Regions from separate parts of the Homo sapiens genome. Here region 2 is linked to region 1. A link is a contact called in ENCODE Hi-C data. All regions are on one chromosome and are shown on one strand. The core of a region is the stretch at or near the end of the contact, and the rest is flanking DNA. Distances in the headings are between cores, read along the strand shown. Region 1 has its middle 88 kb from the start of ATF7IP2. Region 2 holds the start of TVP23A (trans-golgi network vesicle protein 23 homolog A).

Region 1 (2,700 bases), core at 4-2,503:
TGTGGGAGTTTGACATTATGTTTAGGGGCTAAAGTTTTTTTATTCCAATAGATCATGTACGAGTTAAGGGATATTATCCATTCGAATAAAACCTTCGCCCTCTGAAAGTTCCCTGAAAATCAACTGACAAAATGTAAATGATAGAAGAAAAGGCATACACGTTTATTAGCATGTGCTGGGGAGGATCGCAGAGTGATGGCCTAATATCCCAAAGGGATACAGATTCTTCTATATCCGACTTCTTAGGGGAGAGGATCATGGAAAAGTGTGAATGATTTTAGGAGAATAGCAAAGGATTTTTATTTTTATTATCATTATTATTTTGAGACAGAGTTTTGCTCTTGTCGCCCAGGCTGGAGTGCACTGGCGCAATCTCCACCTACTACAACCTCCGCCTCCTGGGTTCAAGCAATTCTCCTGCCTCAGCCTCCCGAATAGCTGAGATTACAGGTGCCCACCACCATGCCCAGCTAATTTTTGTATTTTTAGTAGAGACGGGGTTATGCCGTGTTGGGCAGGCTGGTCTCCAACTCCTGACCTCAGGTGATCCACCCGCCTCGGCCTCCCAAAGTGCTGGGATTACAGGCGTGAGCCACAGCTCCCAGCCACAAAGGATTTTTAGGGGAATTCAATGGGCTTAGAGAACACACAGTGGCTCAGAACAAAGTCTGTTGGGTCTGCAGAGCAGAAAATGATTTGTGACAAGTCTGTTCAGGTGTGTTGGCAGACTTCAGTCAGTCTTCCTGCGATGTGAGTTCAGCTAATGAAAACTCAGGGACCGGGGTCATTGTTTTCTTCTTTTTCAGGTCCGGGCTTTAGGTAGATAAGGGAACTTCAGAGAACAACTTCATCCTGTGTTTTGGGAGACACGGAGGACTGAGCGATGAGAAGTAGGTGGGTGAGGTCAGAGAGACCTTAGGTCTTCCTCAGTTCGGCCCATCAGAGTGCCCTATTTTGGGGTATCGGTTTCTGACTCCCAACAATGGTGAAAAAATTGGGCTTGAAGTGGACTGGAAAGTTAGTAAAATTTCTTTAACTGTAGCAGGAGGAGTCATAGACACAACCTCTCAGACACCGGATTGTGGAAGGAAAGAGCTTTATTCTTCTGGGAGCATCGGCAGACTCAAGTCCTAGAAACTGAGCTCCCTGAATAAGTAATTCCTGTCCCTTTTAAGGGCTCACACCTCTAAAGGGACTGCATGAAGAGGGGGTCGTGACCGATTGGGCAAGCGAGGGGTAGGTGACTGACGGCTGCATGCACCAGTAATCACAACGAAACAGAACAGAACAGGGAGTTTCACAACGCTTCCTCATACAGTGTCTAGAATCTATAGATAACTCAAGCAGTGAGGTCAGGGGTTGAATTTTAACTACCAGGCCCGAAATGTGACGCTGGGCTGTCTGACTATGAATTTCACTTCTGCTTATTCTTTTAACTTCTACCTTTTCAGCAAACAAGAAATTAAGTATAAGACAACATGAGGAGTGGTCTCCTTTCTCATGACCACCTCCGCTAGTTCAGAGAAAGGCGCCCACAGTGACTGGGTGACCAAGATATAGTTGCCTCAGACATTTGCATTTCAAAGGGGATAAATCCAAGACCTTTGAAAAAAATGTTTCTGGGTTGTAAATCTGGCAAGAGGCTTACTTGCCTCTGAAGAGATTTATAGACACACCAAAAGATTAAAGTAAGAATTTACGACCACTAGGTTTCTCTCAGGAATACTCTAAGAGGAGGAGGATATGGTCTCTTTTCTTTTGTGGTAACAGGGGAAATTCTTTTTTTTGTTTTTTCTTTTTTCTTTTTTTTTTTCTTCAATTGGTGATACTCAATTGTCCCAAAACTCTTAGAGTGATTAGAACAGAAAAAGTTAAATATATCATTGATTTATTTTTTCGGTCTATTTTTTTCAAAATGCCATTATAAGGGTAACACAATTTTATTGTGAGGAAACTGGGGAAGTAAAGAAAATCATGAGGAAACTCAAAGCCAGCTTTTGAAGTTCATTCTAAAAGGATGAACTCAATTTGGGTCTGCTTGGTAATTATGTAAATGTCCTGTTATAATTGATAATTAACTATTTTGTGTTTTGCATCATCAAAGCCAGCTCGGTATAGTTGAATAAAAGGTACACCAAATGAAATCTCATATCTAGACTAATTTCAAGAGAACCAAAGGAAATTATTATAATTATCATGAACTTTCTAATCACTAGAACAGCATAAAACCTTTCTTTATGTAGCAAAGTACCAATGAGTGGCAGGTGCAAGATAGAGGCTGTCACAAAAGAAAGGGCAGCCTAAGAATGAGAAGTTATAGCTTCTCTTTTCTATTTCTCCTCCCAGAGGTTGAGTTCTGCATGCCCTCCGTCCCCACAATTCTACTTGACATTGCCACTGCCTTCCTCTAACCTGTCTCTGTTTCTTCCTTACATTGCTGGTGGAATGACCATTCCGTCTGACATATCAGATTATTCACTATTTCTTCCTTCTCTGTTACTCATTTGTTGAACAAGTTTACTGAGCATCTATGTGCCAGCCACTAGCCAAAATGCTGTGGCAAGACCTGGCACAGTGGTTCATGCCTATAATCCCAGCATTTTGGAAAGCTGAGGCATGGCCAATTGCTTGAGACCAAGAGTTCACAACCAGTCTGGGCAACATGGCGAAACTCTGTCTCTACAAAAAAATAAACCAGCA
Region 2 (2,700 bases), core at 142-2,641, 520 kb after region 1:
GTGAGGCTGAGCTGTGGGTGTTTCTAGAAGTGGCTGCCGCCTGGGCCATCGGCAACCACGTTCACAGGTCATCCCTCATGCCTTGGTCATGCCACCTTCTGGGATGCTAGAGGTCTCAGGCAGTTAAGTGACTTGACCCAGGACAAGTCTGTCTAGCTAGACTCAGCAGGGATTAGAATAAAACTCCAAGCTCTCTTCCACTTGTCCAGCCCACTGCCAAGCTTGCTCCCCTCTGGCCTCAGTGGCTTTCTCTGATCTTACAACATAGCCCCAGGGCCTTTGCGCTTGCTGTTCCTTCAGCTTGGAACACTCTCCCTCTGGAGTCTCCCATGGCTGGCTGCTTCTCATCATTCTGGTCTCAGCTCAAATGCCACCTCCTCAGAGAGGCCCTCCATGGCTGCACTAAGGCAAGTGGCCTTCTCTAGTTACCTTCTCTTTCATCACAGGGCTGATTTTCTTCTCACATTCAATTATCTCATTAATCTCCTTGCCTGTTCAACATCAACTCCACCCCTTCTTCCTCCCTCTCCCAATGCAGGCTCCAGGAGGGCAGGGACTTTGTCTGATGTGTCCACAGATATGTCCCCAGCCCCAGACCTGGCACACAGTAGGTGCTCAATATATTTTGAATGAATGAGTGAGTAAATGAATGAATTTGCAGCTTTGGGGAACGCCTGACCCAAGCTCCATCCCAACACACCTGATCTTGGCTTTCCTAAAGGCCAGCTCCTCCTCGTTTCCAAAGTCCAGGGACACATCCTCGGTATCGTCCACCAGGGCCTGGGAGGAGAGCAAGGGCAGGTGGCAGGCCCAAGCACGGCGCACACCCCAACCCCACCCGCCCTGTCCTCCTGGGCTTGGACTCCACTTGCACCCCACCGGGTTCCCAAGTGGACCCTCCGAGCTGGCGGGGCCCCTCCGCTGCGGCTGCAGTGCAAAGCCCTCTCCACCCTCCCGACCACCGGGTGCAGCCCAGCCCCAGGCCCCGGCGCATCCCTCCTCCTCCTCCCGGCTTCTCCAGCGCTCCCGCAGGCTCCCCTCGTCCCGCCCCGCCTCCAGCCCCAGCATCCCCGAGGCCCTACCTGCTTCATCACCCTCCCAGGAGCCCACCTGGCGCCCAGGCCCGGGGCTCCAGCTCCGCCCGTCGCCGCTGAAGGGGTCGGACGCCGGGCGGGCGGATGTAGGCAGCAGACGGTGGACGCTGAGGGTCGGGGCCTGCGCCCTGTGGGGCAGCCTCAGCGCAGCTTCTCGGGTGGGGCGGGGCGCTCGGGGCCTAAGGCGCAGTCGCAGGCTGGGGAGGGGGCTCGGCTCGCCGGGGACGCGCCCAGGAGAGAAAGCGGCGGCAGGGAGGCAACGGCCTGGGGAACTGCGGACAGAGATAGTGGGAGGAATGGGAGTCGGGGGCGGGGGGCGGCTGCGTCAGCGAATGGTGTGGACGGCGCATAAACGTGGATGTAGCGAATGATAAGGCAGTGAATGAATGTCAGTGGTGGGCAGCCGCATTCAGGGTTGGGAGAAGGTCAGTGTTTCCCAACAGTCTCTGCGCGCAAGAAATTCCCAGGAACCTTGTGAAAAGCAGATTCTCAGGCCCGGCCCGGGGGATGTGGAAGGCCTGGAGTGGGGCCCTAGAATCTGCCTTCCCCGCGCCCCCACCCCCCACGACAAAATGCAGTTAGGATGGGCCCTGCTGTGTTCTTTTTTGGGGGGTGGGGTGGGGAAGGCAGATTCTAGGGCCCCACTCCAGGCCTTCCACATCCCCCGGGCCGGGCCTGAGAATCTGCTTTTCACAAGGTTCCTGGGAATTTCTTGCGTGCAGAGATTGTTGGGAACATTCTCTGCACCTAGGCTGGAGAGCACTGGTGCCATCGTAGCTCACTGTGGCCTCAAACTCCAGGGCTCAAGCAGTCCTCCCGCCTCAGCCTCCCGAAAAGCTGGGACCACAGGCTGCACCACCACACCTAGCTAAATTTTTATTTTTGTAGAGAGGAGGGTCTCACTATGTCGCCCCGGCTAGTCTTGAACACCGAGGTTCAAGCCATCCTCCTGCCTCAGCCTCCCAAAGTGTTGGGATTACAGGAGTGAGCCACCACACCCGGCCTCACCTGCCTTTTAAGGGGTGGCGCTGCTATAGCCACAGCTTCAGAACCACAGTGAGATCTGCGTGCATCGCCGTGCCAGGCACTTATTAAGCGCAAAGTTATTAGTAGTATTAATACTATTATTGACAGTAATAGTAGTGTTTCTTGAAGTGAAAGTCTTCCTGGGTACCTCCCAGGAAAGAAAACTTGTCACCTGAGGGTCTTTCCTGGCCCAGGACACAGTGACTCTCCTCTCCTGCGTGCCCTCTCCCTGTCCTGATCCCCCACCCACGGACAGAGGGCTGAGCATCGAGATGCCAAAGCCAGTGACCCTGCCCTTTGCCCTCCCACCATGGACAATAGGTACGTGTCCCCTGCCCCTGGTGACCCCAAAGAGGGCTCCTGGGCCACAAGCCCCTGACACATTTTCCCCACTGCTGGTCTCCATGGGCGGAGGTGGAGGCAGGAGCTGTCTCATCTCTGATCCTGGGCCTGGGTTCCAGGCTTTCTGTCCTCCGCCCCCACCCCAATTCCCTAAGCTGACCCCACAAGGGCCTGCCAGGTGTGTGTGGAGGGAAAGTGCTTTCTCCTATGCCATTTCTCTTTTTTTTTTTTTTTGAGA

What was found. Hi-C counts contacts between places; a loop is a spot of excess contacts on that map. Pooled maps may share reads with other maps.
Region 2: a pooled map shows a loop between it and region 1 (2.2-fold over the local background). The contact joins the promoter of TVP23A here to the enhancer-like site in region 1. A Hi-C loop is called at or near these places in 2 of 37 single-sample maps with no recorded cell type and 4 of 50 pooled maps.

Annotation. Positions count from the first base shown.
Region 1 is chr16:10,296,283-10,298,982 of GRCh38, forward strand. No RefSeq gene overlaps it. Among named protein-coding and RNA genes, the nearest start is that of ATF7IP2, 88 kb to the right of the region's middle. RefSeq lists an enhancer at 1,506-1,555. Within about 2 kb of position 1,254, at least 5 of the 41 ENCODE cell types and tissues checked have a DNase peak (open chromatin) inside an H3K27ac peak, as active enhancers do.
Region 2 is chr16:10,817,403-10,820,102 of GRCh38, forward strand. TVP23A (trans-golgi network vesicle protein 23 homolog A) reads right to left here and starts at 1,392. Exons shown (of 8, transcript NM_001079512.4): 1 at 1,083-1,392; 2 at 701-780. The coding sequence starts at 1,091.